2 separate regions of the Homo sapiens genome follow, and region 2 is linked to region 1. The links are chromatin loops, found by intact Hi-C in ENCODE. Cell type or tissue: ascending aorta. All regions are shown on one strand. Links, peaks and the distances in the headings refer to the core of each region. The heading gives the core; the rest is flanking DNA.

Region 1 (6,486 bases), core at 439-5,438:
GGGCCGCCTTTCACCGCCGCTTCCCTTTCATCTCGGGCTCGGCGGAGGCGCTCAATTAAAAGCCTATCAGTTTGTAAGTAAATCAACGCCTATCAGAGTTGTCACATCAAACAAAACGATTATTATTGCAGCCCGCCTCCCCTATTAATCTCCCTCGAAGATAATCCGCCTGACAGGTCAGGCCCGGCGAGCTGGAAAGCCTGGCCCAGAGCACCCAAACAGTCCCGGACTGGCGCGCGCCCCCGGGGGCCTCCCCACCCCTGTCCTGCCCCGCCTCGCGGTCCCTGGGAGCGGGGAGAGAAAGCGCGCGCGGAGGCCTCTGCACCCAGGTCCGCCCCACCTGACTGGGAGCAAGGCCCAGATTCGCGGGGCCAGTAGGGGACAGTCCCGCGCGGCCCTCGCCGCTGCTCGGGGCAGGGGAGAAGCCTGGCGTGCAGGAGCCGCGGCCCGGCCCGGGGTCTCGCCACGGCCTGCGCTCTCCTCGGCTCTCATTTATTTTCTTCCTCCCTTCTTTTTGTTTTCTCTCCCGCGTCTTTCTGGGCTCCCCCATCTTTTTCCTTCATTTCCTTTTCCTTTTCCCTTTTTTTTACTTGCCAGGGAGTATTTCCCATTCTGGCTCTCTCTTCTTGGTGTGCCGTATAAACCTTTCTTGCGCAGCCACACTGCCTGGAGTAGGATGTTCTCAGGGCCCGGGTTATTTCTCCCGGGTTGCCCCAGGAGTGTGCAGTTCCCAGAAACTCATGGCAAAGTCCTCTATAATCTCTTTCCGAGCAGGGGCTCTGAGAAGCTCTGCGCCTGTTTAAGGGTTGGGTGGGTTTGGAGGGGTGAAGAGGAAAAAGAGGGAGAGAGACTGGTGGACAGTTGTCCTATTCTGGAATTAGTATTTTGCCTTGGAATTTCATAGCTGTAACGTTGCCGACCTCGCTGTTGGCGTTGCCCGGGCTTTTCAAATATGTAGATAAGACTCAAGGGGGCATCCAGGCCTCAGTAGTGACTATGTGTGTGTGGGTGGGTGCCTGATACAAGTAAATACACCCAGATAACTGCCTCTGTGGCCTCAAGTTAGTGTCCCAAGAGTTTGGGTGGGGCCTCGCTTCTAGAAGGCGCAAAAATCGTGGCCTTCTTCCCAGTGGCCTCCGGCTTCCTGCTTTGGGATGCCTCGGAATCGAGCCGGACCCGCCTTTTTCTGCGCTCTTCCTCCACATCTGTAGGCCCAAACGGCCACTGCCGGAGCCAGGTGGAGCCAGGATTGAGGGGTAGCTGAAGTGTCTGTGACGAAAGGGCTGCCCGAGGGAGCCCAGGCCTGCCACCTCATATGTCGGGTTCAGTGCGCCGCGAAGGCTCTCCGCGCCTGTATCTCGGAGGACCCCCAGAGCGCTGCAGTATTGGGCGTCAGGGCCGAGCCTCTCGCAGCAGTCACGCCGCAGTCCGAGGCCACGGACATCCAATAGAGCCCACTTCAACTTGCATGGTGCATGGGGTCCAGGACCGGTGGCCCCCACACAGGGTTTCCCAAAGCCTCTCCATTTGTCTGCACTCTCCACTGCCGACCTTGTAGGAAATTTATTTCCATGCCCAGAAATATTGTTTGGACACAGTGGCTCGGTTATCTTCGCGCCTGCTTTTCTTAAATACATTTATTTCACCTCTGCCACGCTGCAGATATTTAAAGATCTGTAGATACCGTAACCCTCAGCGATGCGGGACTCACTCTGGTTATAGATAATATTCTCTGGGTGGTTATTTGAACATAAGTTCTATCTCCAGCCCAGATGACACCCAAGCAGGGGCTGTAAAGGACACTTGCTCTAGAATGTTTTCAACTGAAATATATGTCCACACACGGAGAATTTAAGAGTATTTTTATATTTCTCTCTAGATCTAAATATTCAGATGTGTTAATTACATGCCCTAGAAGCTGGAAGCGATCAGTGGTGTTCACACTGGACGTGGAGCTGTTTGTATAATTTTCATCTCCCTGCACTTAAACATGACTCTCAGTCTAATAAATTCAACCTTGTCATTTTTAGAATCGACGGGATTTCTCTGGCTGTCGTTTGCGCTGCATTTATCCGAATACATCCAGCTCGCAGGCATCCTGCAAGAAACGGCTCCCGGCTCGCGTGTACGCCGACACCTCGGCCCAACGCAGGACTCGAGGTGGTTTCTAGTGCCCGGGTGGCTGCAAGTCTGCCCTCCGAGGGAGGCTGGACAAGCGGCGCCCCCAGGTCGAGCGGCCTCTCGCTGCCTGGCAGTGCCTGGCAGCCCCCACCTCTGCCAGTGCTTCGGAAACCCGCCTGGCCAGGTTCGCCCGCGGTGAAAAATGAAAGCAAATTCCCCAACAGAGGTAGCCGGAACTTTCCTCGACGAAGGCTCCCTCCTGCGCCTGTGTCTGGAGAACCCCCAGAGCGCTGCAAGTTAGCAAGAGAGATTCGATGGCGGCTCTGGAAGGCGCACGAAGGGTGGGGCGGGGGAGCAAAGAGGCCACTGGGTGACCCAGCCTGGTCCGGGGTGAAACGCTAGAGAAGGCGCCTCGCCTTCCTTATTTCAATGCAACTCCTCGGCCCCAGACGGTAAAAATAGTTTCCAAGCTGCCGCGGACGCCCAGGATGTGTTTGCAGAGATCAAACTGGGGAGGAGGCAGCTTTGTAAAAGTTGCAGAAAGATTAGCCGAGAAGCGTCCGCCCGGCGGGGCTCAAGAAAGCTTGGGGACAGCTCCATGTTCCTTGGGGCGGAATGGCCCAAGAATTGGCCTGGGTAACCCCCTGCCCAGTTCTCTGTCCTCACTTCGAGCCAGTGCTTAAATAACTTCCCGCCGCCTGCCCTGCAAACTTCCCGGCGCGGCGCCGTTGAGGCCAGGACACAGCAAAGGCTAGCAAAACCCCGCCGCGGCGCGCTCGGCCCCGGCCCTGAGAGGCTGCGCGGGTGGGAGGACCAGTGTGGTTTCTGCTCCCACTCGGCTGCCCAGACCCTCAAGACCGATCCCCCAACTCCTGGGAGCGGGTGCTTCCCTCTGGGAGCCGAGATCTTGCGGGGCCAGCGAGGGCGCAAAGTGCGCGCGCTGGCCCGCGCGGGGGCGGCCGCGCGTCTCTCCGCGGGGCCTGTCGCCAGGCCGGCCGCGGCGCGTGAGTGATGAGGGCAGAGAAGGGCGCCCATAAATCGCGGGTGTCAGGGCGAAAAACTCTCTTTATTGTCTGCGTGATGGATGGGCCCGGGGACGAGACACCAAATACTTCGTATCGCCTTTAAATGGGAACACATTTTCCGCGGCCATAATTCATGTTTTTTAAATAGAAAGTTTGAAATGTTGCCTATATTTCACCAGCCCTGACATATTTATGAATCGCTCCCTGCATGCAAATATCATTACTTAAAGCGCCGGGGAGAGCGCGGGGGAGGGGAGGAGGCGCGGTTCCCGGGGCGTGGGGGTGGTGAACCGGGGAAATATCGGTGGAGGGGGGCCATCTCCCTAAAGGGCAGAGGGTGAGGTGCGGTGAATAGCCGTATCCGGAAACCGAGCGTGCCCCGGGCTTCTTTCCCGCCGCCAGACCCCGCACAGCCGCCCTGGGACGTTTTTCGAGGCTTGGGACCTAAGACGGGTCCCCGGACCCTGCTGGGAAACCAGGGGGCGTTTTTCGTCCCTCTCTGAGGCCATTATCCAAGCTGAAACCACCTTTTATAAGAAAAAAGTTTAAAGAAAAAAAATTTAACAAACACAAATAATAATAATAACCCAACATGTTTCGCGTTCTTTGCCACTGCATCGATTTTATTGATTTTCATTCTGCAAACCTGGGAATGTGCGCGCTCGGGAGGGGAGGCTGTCAAAACCCAGTCATCGCGGGGACTGGATGGGGGACAATTCTCCGACGCCGCGGCCTGGACCCGCCCCCACCCAACCGGCGCACCACCTCCCAGGCACCACGGAGCCTGCGCAAGCTGCGGGGCCGTAAAGGAACCGGCCCCCAATCTCCGGGGCTTCAGTCCCGCCCCTCTCTCCCCCCAGTGCCCTGCAGCGCTCCCAGGGTCCGTGTCTGCCCTCCCCAAGCCCCCACTGTCAATACAATCCCTGTTAAAAAAAAAAAATCTTTTTAGAGCCAGGCACGTGCCGTCGGCCTCTCCCCTGCCCGCCTGGCCCAGGAGGCGCCCACACCTGCGCCCTCACTTGCCGAGACTTTTACCTGTGCAGTCCCCGGCGGCGCCTGCAGCCGCGCAGGTAACCGAGAAATGGAAGGGAGGGCTGGGGAGTGAGAAGGACAGAGAGCACCGCCCGACACAACCAGACGCGCGGACCCGGGGCCTCCTCTCTGGACCGGTGCTGGGGCCCTGGTAGAACCAGCTCCGGGAGCCGAAATTGAGCCATGAAGAGTGGGCCGAGGGAGGGGCGAGGGGAACGGGCCTCAGGAGGGAGGGGCGGGCCCGGCGGCACTTCCGTTGGGGGTGGGGCTGCGGGCTGCCGCGCCGGTCCCGCCCCTCCGCCGCGCGGGCCCGCCCGCTCCAGGCCAGGCTCCGCCCCCACCGACTCGGAGCTGGATCTCAGGCCACGGCGCCCCCCCAGTCGCGCCCCCAACCCCGGAGGCCTCGGGCTGAACCGGGTTTCGCAGGAGGGCACAGGGCGGCTCCCTTTTCCTCACCTGGGGGTACTCTCTTTTTAAGTCATAGGAACAGAAGCATCTGCAGACTAGGATCCCAGGCCCAAACTTGCACGTGAGATTTGTTGAAACTTAGGTCATTTGGTACTCCTGACACCTGCCTGGCCCAGGGGTCCTCACGCTCTCTCTGCGGATGTGATCAGCCGTCCTCTTGGACAGTGGGGAATATAGTCCGTGCTCATAGGGTCCCACCTATCTTTCAGGAAGAACAAAAGCAAAAACTAACACTTTTTGATTGTTCATTTTGTGCCAGGTGCCATTTAAAAATTTTGTATGAATTATGTCCTCGCCCACAGCGACTCTCTGAGGTAGGTACCATGAATGCCCCATTTCATAGATAAAGAAATTGAGGCACAGAGAGAAGAAATCTGCCTTGCCTCACCCGCATCCCATCCTCATCCCTTCTTTCCTTCAGATCTGGGGCATGCCAACTCCTTACTCTGGGGGAGTATTGGAGGGAGAATTCTACTTTTCTGATGGGGGAGTACCAGCCTGTTAACCACAACCATTTGCAGCTGAAGCCAGTGCAGAGCAGGAGGGAGATCTGCACAGAGGAGAACAGTATAAATGGCATGGGGTCATCTCAGCCCCTGGCCAGCTCCCAGCCTAATGGGAAAACCGGACCATTGAGCATTCCTTGCTGTTTCCCTGTAGTCCCAGCCCAAGCCAGCATGCTCTTTTTTTAAAAAGCAAATCCAACCATGTTTCTCTTCTGCTTAAAGGCATCCGGGTTCCCATTGTTCTTGAGAACAAGTTGAGCTTGCCTCCCCTGGCTGGCGGGTCTACACTGGCTCTGCCCCAGCTTGCCTTTCTGCCTTTGTCTGCCTCCACACCCCCTCACCTGGAACTCCTGCTACCCAAGGCTTCCTTTTAGTTCCTCAAATGTGCCATGCTACTCCCCACCTCAAGGGCTTTGCTCCTGCTTTTCTCTGTCTCTCTGGAATGACCTGTCCTTCTCTTCACCTGGCTTGCGCATACTCTTCCTTCAGGTCTCAGCTCACACATCACTTTCCTGCATCCTCCCGCCTCCCATTACCCTCACTTATAATAGAATTTCCTGTTGAGAGTCTGTCCGCTTCACTGGATGGTAAACTCCCAGGGGGTAGGGACTAGGGCCGTTCCTTCAAGGAACAAATGAAGAAGGAACATTTGTATAAACCACCAACTATGATGAACGAATGAAACTGCCCTTTTTGGGGCCACCAGTAAGTATTCTCCATGGTCTCACATTCCAAGATGTTCTCAACTTAATGAGGGCGATGATACAAATCTCATGAAAACATATGTTATTTTGAATGCCTTTATTGTAAATGTCAAATAAGGGGATGCTGGAGGAGGTTGGAGAAGAGGAATATGCATGGATTACAGCCATTTATTCAGGGTTTCAAGATGCAAGATGTGTTGGTTGACACAATTTAATGGAAAACCATGCCACCCACGACCATCTCCCAGTGTTGGGCATGTATGTCTCAAGGCTCTAGCCTGCACCCCCTTTCCTCTTCCTTTCTTCACATATTATTGCTATCACAGTTCAGTTCTTACTAGTTTCTGACTTAACTGCTGCTACAAGAACCTTCTAATTGTTCTGCCCATCCTCCACCTCTCCTGCCTCTAATCCATCATACATACTCCTGCTGGGTTAATTTTCCTGACCACATCATTCCCTTACTCAAAACTCTTCAGTGGCTCCCTATGATACAGTGTAACACTTGACTCTTCATAGCCCACTTCCAAACTACTTTTGTAAAGCTTTAAGATGCATTCCAAAATTATGAAAGAAACACATGTTCACCTCAACCAGGAAAACACTCAAAGATATACAAAGAAAAACATC
Region 2 (6,486 bases), core at 618-5,617, 130 kb after region 1:
TAGGCCTGATTCTCATGCTGCTTATAATCTAGTGAGGAGCAGAAATAATAACAGATAATAAAATTTCTGGTAGCAACATTATACCATATTGAAAATAAAGCAGGAGTAAAGGGTTAGGTGCCTCAGAAGTGGGTGTGGGAGCGTATTTTAGGTAGAGATGTCAGGGAGGGCTGCTCTGAGAAGTGACATTTAAGCAAAGAGCTGAAGGTGAGATAGCTTGTGCAAAGGTTTGGGAACCTGGCAGAGGGAACAGCAAGTGAAAAGGCCCTGGGGCCAGAACAAGCTTGGCATGTTTGAGTAACAGCAAAGCAAGTACAACACCAATGGTGGGCATGCTCCAAGTTTGGGGATTGGCATGATAGGCTTATAGGAAGACCAGGCACAAGAGGAATGTGATTTCATACATTTGTCCCATGTGTGTGGCCATAGGATTCTCGTTTTATCACCATACTGTCTTCCCCTATCTAGCACCTGGCCAAACAGGCTTTTCTTATTTCCACTTGGCTGGTTTCTGTAGAAAGATCTTACCTCCCCACTAGCACTCTGCTCCACTATTTGCTGGATGCCAATATAGGTAAAGTCCCAGTCACCAGGGGAATTTGAAACTTTCACTCCCCCAGACTGAATCCCTTAGTTAAATGTGTTCTCATATACTTTGAATATTACTTTCTTGCAGTGCTTATCCCACACTATTGTAATTAGTTGTGTATGTGATTGTCTTCCCAACTGTAAGCAGCTATTACTCATGTTTGGGCCCCTAGTGTTCAGAAGAGTGCCTGGCATCCAGTAAATATGTAATGTGTTTATTGGCTAAAAAAGTAAAATAATTCCCTATGTGTTACCTGGCTACCTGTTATAAGAACTAGAAATTATGGTGAATGCAGAGTCAATAAACTCATTGCTTTTACAGGAAGAGCTTAAAACAAACTTAGGGAAACAAGTTTTGTTGTTTTTTTTTTAAAAAGGAAAAAAACAGTTTTGGATCTGCTTTAGGGCACTTATAAGAAGAGTTTTAACAACTGTTGGTTTAAATAGTTGTTGCAGGAATGAGAACTCTTGCAGGGATTGAATAGCCTAGGCAACCGCAGCATTCAAACCCTGGTGGGACGGAATTCCCAGAGGCCAACTGGGTCTTTCCTGGATTTGAGCCTTTGTCCCAGGGCCTTATGAGATACTTTGTCCTCCATAAATTTGGAGCCGATTTGGAACTAGCTAGCTGTTTTTCTCCCTGCTGAATTAATGTGCTGTTCAGCCTAAGCTCAAATATGAAATATATTAAAAGCAAACTAAAAACAGGTCACCGTTTTGCCTCTAATGTTATGGGAATATTTGTTTTTAAGTCATCTTTTAATACTCCACAAATCTTCCCCACAAACTTTTTTTTTTTTTTTTTTTAAGCAGAGACTATTTTTCCCAGTGCAAAAGGCCATTTCTTAAGTCCTGATTTATTCAGAAATTTACATGGAGAAAATGGCCCCAGATCCCACACAAGTGAAATTTATTTTTTAATCTGGGGCACAGTAGGGAGCCCTGAGAAATGCGTTTTCCTCCAGGATTGTAGGAGGAATACATAGTGTTTGTTTAAAGCATCAGGTATTGAGAAATGTAATGGCAGGGTGAAAAGTTTGACCTCAGCTGCCAGATCCGATCTGCTAGGGGGTAATTGAGTTGCCATGTTTTTTTCCTCTTCAGTTTAAATCAAGTTTTGCTATAGCCCATTTAAGTGTCAAATTGGTAGCAAAACTTGACAACTTCAGGGTGCAGACTTGCTTTTGATGAGAATTTACATGCAAATCATTTTTGCCTTGAACTGTCAACTCCTGTTTCTGATACTCTGAGGGGGACATGTCTCTCCCCACCTCTCTCTCCCCAAGCCAAAGGGGATGTTGGCTAATGTTATTAATCAGTGTGTGGAAGAAAAATTATCTTGATAAATATGGTGGTTAAACTATATTTTCCCTTTTGTATGTCAGCTGTTGCAGCTGGGCATTTAATCTCCTTTTACCTAGAAGGAAATCAAACAATTATCCAGCGCTTGATGTCAAAAAGAAACTAGTGAATGAGGGTGGAGGGTCACCAGTGTATTGGAGAATGGGCTTAAGCCACCAAAACCTGACAAAGGGTGCTGACAGTCTGCATTTTCTTGGGCATTAAACAAAGTCTTTGGTAACTTTAAAGAATCTTTCCTTGCATGACTAAACTCATTGAGGGGGTTAGAGAGAAAGCTGCCTCAGAAGTCTTAAGCCTGAAACTTTTTTTTTTTTGGTTTTTCCCTAAACCCTTGGGACGCTTAAAAGCACGTGAGCATGTGTAGCTCCATCATTCAGCAAGACAAAGGAGTGTTTGCACTTTCACAGAGTTAATAATGACAGTAGCAAGTCTTTCTAGTTTCCAGCCATCCTGTTTAGCATTCCTAGTCATCTTACCTTCCTGAAGAATTTAATTGTGATTGATGCTCTGTCTCTCATTTCTTCTAGACAACCCCACTCTGAAAAGCAAGAAAATAGAGGGACCCAATAAAAAAACAAATAGAGAAAAAGAAGTTTCTAGAACTCACTGCAGATTAAGAGAGCTGATTGCGAATATTTATAATTATCTATTGTGGAGCCAAAACATTTAGTGAAATAGTACAAGATTTTTGTTTCTAGCCAGCCTAAAATTCCTTTCCATCACTACACCCCCAATGGGGTGAGAATATCAAACATGTCGTCCTGTCAAGATGACAGCCAGCGTCATGTCATATGGGAGACACATGCAGGCCTGACTTGAGAAATCAAAGAAATTTCAAGATTGGTTTCGCTTGATCCAACGTGGCCCCATTGCAGGCCCTTCGGAAATCTCCTCTACCAGGCCCCTTCCTGCCACTGTCCGGCGCAGCCTGCCTGTGTGCTGTGAAATTTTAATTGAATTGTTAATGACACCGAGGAGTGACACAACACATGAGAAACTTCCAAGAATCAGTCAGGAGGAGCCCTTTTTCTTACTGTTACAAAACAGAAGACACTGGGAAATTGACAAGTCCAAGCGCGAGGCCAGGGTAGTAATTGATAGCAGGCTGCCTAGAGCCAAGGTCCTTCCCTGGTAATTGCAAGCAGAGGCTGCCTCTCTGATCTCACCAGTGGTGCTGGCCATGCCAGAGCAACCCAGCTTTGACGGATTGCTTTCCCGCAGTAATGACTTAGGCATGTTCCCTCTCTCGCATGAGGCCATGGGTCCCTCCCACTGGAGAAAATGAGCTGAACATTTTGCTTCTTCTTTAACAGGGCGCTGTTAAAATAACTCTATTCTATTATATAAGCCCTGTAGTGCCAGGGGCTAAATTTATATGGTTATAAACAAGAGATATTACTTTGGAATACCACAATACTGTGTTTTGCTATTTCTTTAGGATTTCTAATGGTGTTTTCAAAATAATGGATTTTACTTCAAGAAAAAAAAATGGAAGTGGGGAGGAGGAGAGAGGAAGGATCCCATTTCTGAACAAAACCCTCGTCCTATTTTTAAATTCCTCTGTGTACCTTCCCTAATTCACCAGCCCAGTATTTATTTGTATTTGTGTTTGTTTTGCTGGCCGGATTTGACTCTCTATGGGAACATCAGAAATATTATTTACTCCAGGATTCTGAAATAAGATAGATATTTTATTTCATGTTTTTTAAATTCTCCAAAGATTTATTTTTATTTTTTTCCTTTCCCATTTCTGGACATTGATATATTTCAGAACTTTTGTGCAGCTTTTCCTCCCTCCCTACACCTCCTCTCCCTTCTCCCCTTACTCCTTTCTTCCTGGAATGTAATTTTGTCTATGAAACATGACAGTAAGCTGAAATGTCCCTGATGATTTTCACTCCTCTGGATTTTCACTCCTTTCAGTGACAGAAACTTACTAATTCTGATACAAGTGTCGCTGAATGTGCTTCCTTGCTGTGGCTTGTGCTTTCTGGCATGTTTAAAGTTGGGGTCCCTCACCCCACCTGTGTCCATCGTTTCACACCAAGAACCAACTTCAAAGGAGTGCCAGGGACATCCTTAAAAACTCAACTACAGATTCACTTCAGAAATGAAGCTTCGTGCACATGCGTTTGTGTGTGTGTTTGTGTCCATGTGTGTGTCTTCACACTCATTTGATAAGTTTTGATGGTGAACCTACGAGAAAAGATACAGATTAGTATTAATGGAGCTTCTGGGAGAATAGGTAGAGAAAAGATTTGGCTGTGTTTATTTACCTTACATTTAGTCCCTAACTCCCTACATTTATTGTTAATTGGTAGTACATATTTAGAATTATTCTTAAAAAATGAAGGACTAAATGATGGTAGGTTTCTAAACTATCTCACAAAATTTATTTCTGCAAAATGAAAAGGATTATTTTGGGTAAGTGGAATTTTTTAGGCTAGCCTGGGAACCTAACCATTATAGCATTGGATCTACTGGAAAAAACCTTCAGAATTCTGACTTGGATATAGGGTGCTCGAAAGACAGTTTTTCTTGTCTTCCTATTCACTGCTATGACTTAGAGAGGAAGGTACTGCCTCTTGCATGATCCCAGCTGTCAAAGAGTTGGCCCTCCCCTGACCTTAAGCACTGGGGCAAGAGTATAAACACTTCCTGCTGCATTGCTGTAATGTTATTCTTTTTTTGTGTGTGTTTAAAAAACTTTCTTGTTTTTTTTTTCTGCATGATTTGAAATCTCTATAATAAGCAATGTTTCATTTTAAGGAGAAACAATCGAAATGTTTTCATTTTTGAGCTTTATTGAGGTATAATTGACGAATAAAAATGGTATACATTTAAGGTATACAACTTGTCCTTTTGATCGTAGTGTTATTCTCATTTAGTGCAAGCTCACCACTAAGTCAGATGTTTTAAAGTAGGGATGTGCTGTTAGAATCTCATTTAATTATTTGATTACATTTCTGTTTTTACTATTTGTGTAGGTATTAGCCCAATGCTTTTATTCTTTTGTCTTTATTATTTTTCCTGTGTTTTCAGTATGTTTTGTTTCAGAGAAGCGGTTCTCAGTGTGGGGAGGCATTCTCCCCCACTCTTTGGAGACATTTGATTTGTCATAACTTGGGGTGGGGTGGTTGCTGCTGGTATGTAGTCCGGGGAAGCCAGGAATGTGCTTAACATCCAACAATGCACAGGACAGCTCCCACAACAAATAATTATCACGTCTGAAATGTCTTTTTTGTTTAGCACTATGACATATAGAAATGAGATCTTGGTAAAAGTCCATCAATTAAGTCAGAAACTACAATCTGTTAATCAAGTGTTACGGAGAGTTTGGAGCTGGTCTGGGGGGTTGGGCAGAAAGAAAAAAATTTGAGAATTGTGCAGCTTCCTGGTTGTTACCATAGGCTTTAGACACACACTTGGATCAAGATGATGGTTATACTGCAGACTTTGGGCTTGTTGCTTAACCTTTCTAAGCCTCAGTTTCTTTCTCTGCTACATGTGACAAGTGACAGTACTGATATCATAGGACACTGTGGACATAATAGGTGTCTGGCTTACACTAGACCTTAGTTAATATATGACAACTATGTAGAAATTGGTTGCCGTCCTAAAGGTGGTGACATGAATCTTGGAGATCATCTTACTAACATTTTGCCAATGAGAAAACTGAGCCCCAGAGAGGGGAGATTACCCAAAATGATGATAGCTGGTAAGAGTCAAAGTTGGGACTAGAACCCAGGTCTCCTGACCCTAAGTCCTGTATTCTCTGCAGTATTAAGCTTGTTTCAGCTTACAGTATTAAGCTTCATGGTCTAGAACTTAAATCTGGTTGGGAAGGAGAGTCCAACATGTCTGAAATAATTAGAGAAATATTTAGTGACAAAAATTCCAATGTGAGAGCTCTGGATTCTGGAAGGTCTTAGGAAGAGTTAAGTAGGATTATAGTTTATAACGACCATGAAACTCACAGGAACTCTGTTATGATGGTTATCCAAAATCTTGAGCCGGGAACCAAATGGAAAGAGCAGAAGCTTTATCCAGAAGGTCTTGGGCTTCTGCTCTTTTGGTGCTGGGAAGCCTTATTTTATGGTGTAAGTTGGAATCTTTCATGAAGTTTCTTTAAAGACAATAGACACCCAGAGGAGGAATGAGAGAACATTTACTGAGTGTTGACCAGTGTTGGGCATGGTGCCAACTGATTCCACACACATTTTCTGGTTTCAGTGATCTTACTGAGCTCTAGTGTTTCAAGCATTCTCCATTTGCAAGATGGTGGGTGAGGACAGTGGGGGATGTAACCATAGAACAGCAGACCTTGCTGCCTTCAAAGATCATGTTTTTGAAGAATGTTTAATGGTAGAGGAAAATATCTATGAACTATTCATAAGCTTAAAAATATGTGTACACAGGTTATGAAACACTGTGTACACTATTGATCCCAATTGTATTTTGAAATAAACATATGTATGCATAGAAAAAAAGAAGAGAAGACTATACATCAGAATATCAACTGGTTATTTCTAGTGT

The links. Hi-C counts contacts between places; a loop is a spot of excess contacts. Peaks named below come from ENCODE experiments on the same cell type or tissue, not always from the same donor. Only the 100,000 strongest peaks of a DNase experiment are listed, where the experiment ranks them.
Region 2: it touches region 1 in a loop (4-fold over the local background); 17 of 110 quality-filtered maps call a loop at or near these places.

What each region holds. Positions count from the first base shown.
Region 1 is chr10:75,405,225-75,411,710 of GRCh38, forward strand. It overlaps ZNF503-AS2 (ZNF503 antisense RNA 2), which reads left to right. Exons shown (of 2, transcript NR_024421.1): 2 at 2,031-3,758. LOC101929234 (a long non-coding RNA gene) reads left to right here and starts at 3,933. Exons shown (of 3, transcript NR_110304.1): 1 at 3,933-4,216; 2 at 4,906-4,960; 3 at 5,068-6,100. RefSeq lists enhancers at 1-244, 1-657, 245-985, 986-1,725, 1,726-2,466. In ascending aorta, for the core only: a CTCF peak has its summit at 2,922; DNase peaks (open chromatin) are centred at 2,847, 3,117, 3,887, 4,437 and 3 weaker places; H3K4me3 peaks cover 3,652 bases; H3K27ac peaks cover 3,895 bases.
Region 2 is chr10:75,540,027-75,546,512 of GRCh38, forward strand. All of the region lies in intron 2 of LRMDA (leucine rich melanocyte differentiation associated), which reads left to right. Among named protein-coding and RNA genes, the nearest start is that of MIR606, 9.2 kb to the right of the region's middle. In ascending aorta, for the core only: no CTCF peak of the experiment used is centred there; DNase peaks (open chromatin) are centred at 3,125 and 4,568; H3K4me3 peaks cover 792 bases; H3K27ac peaks cover 1,144 bases.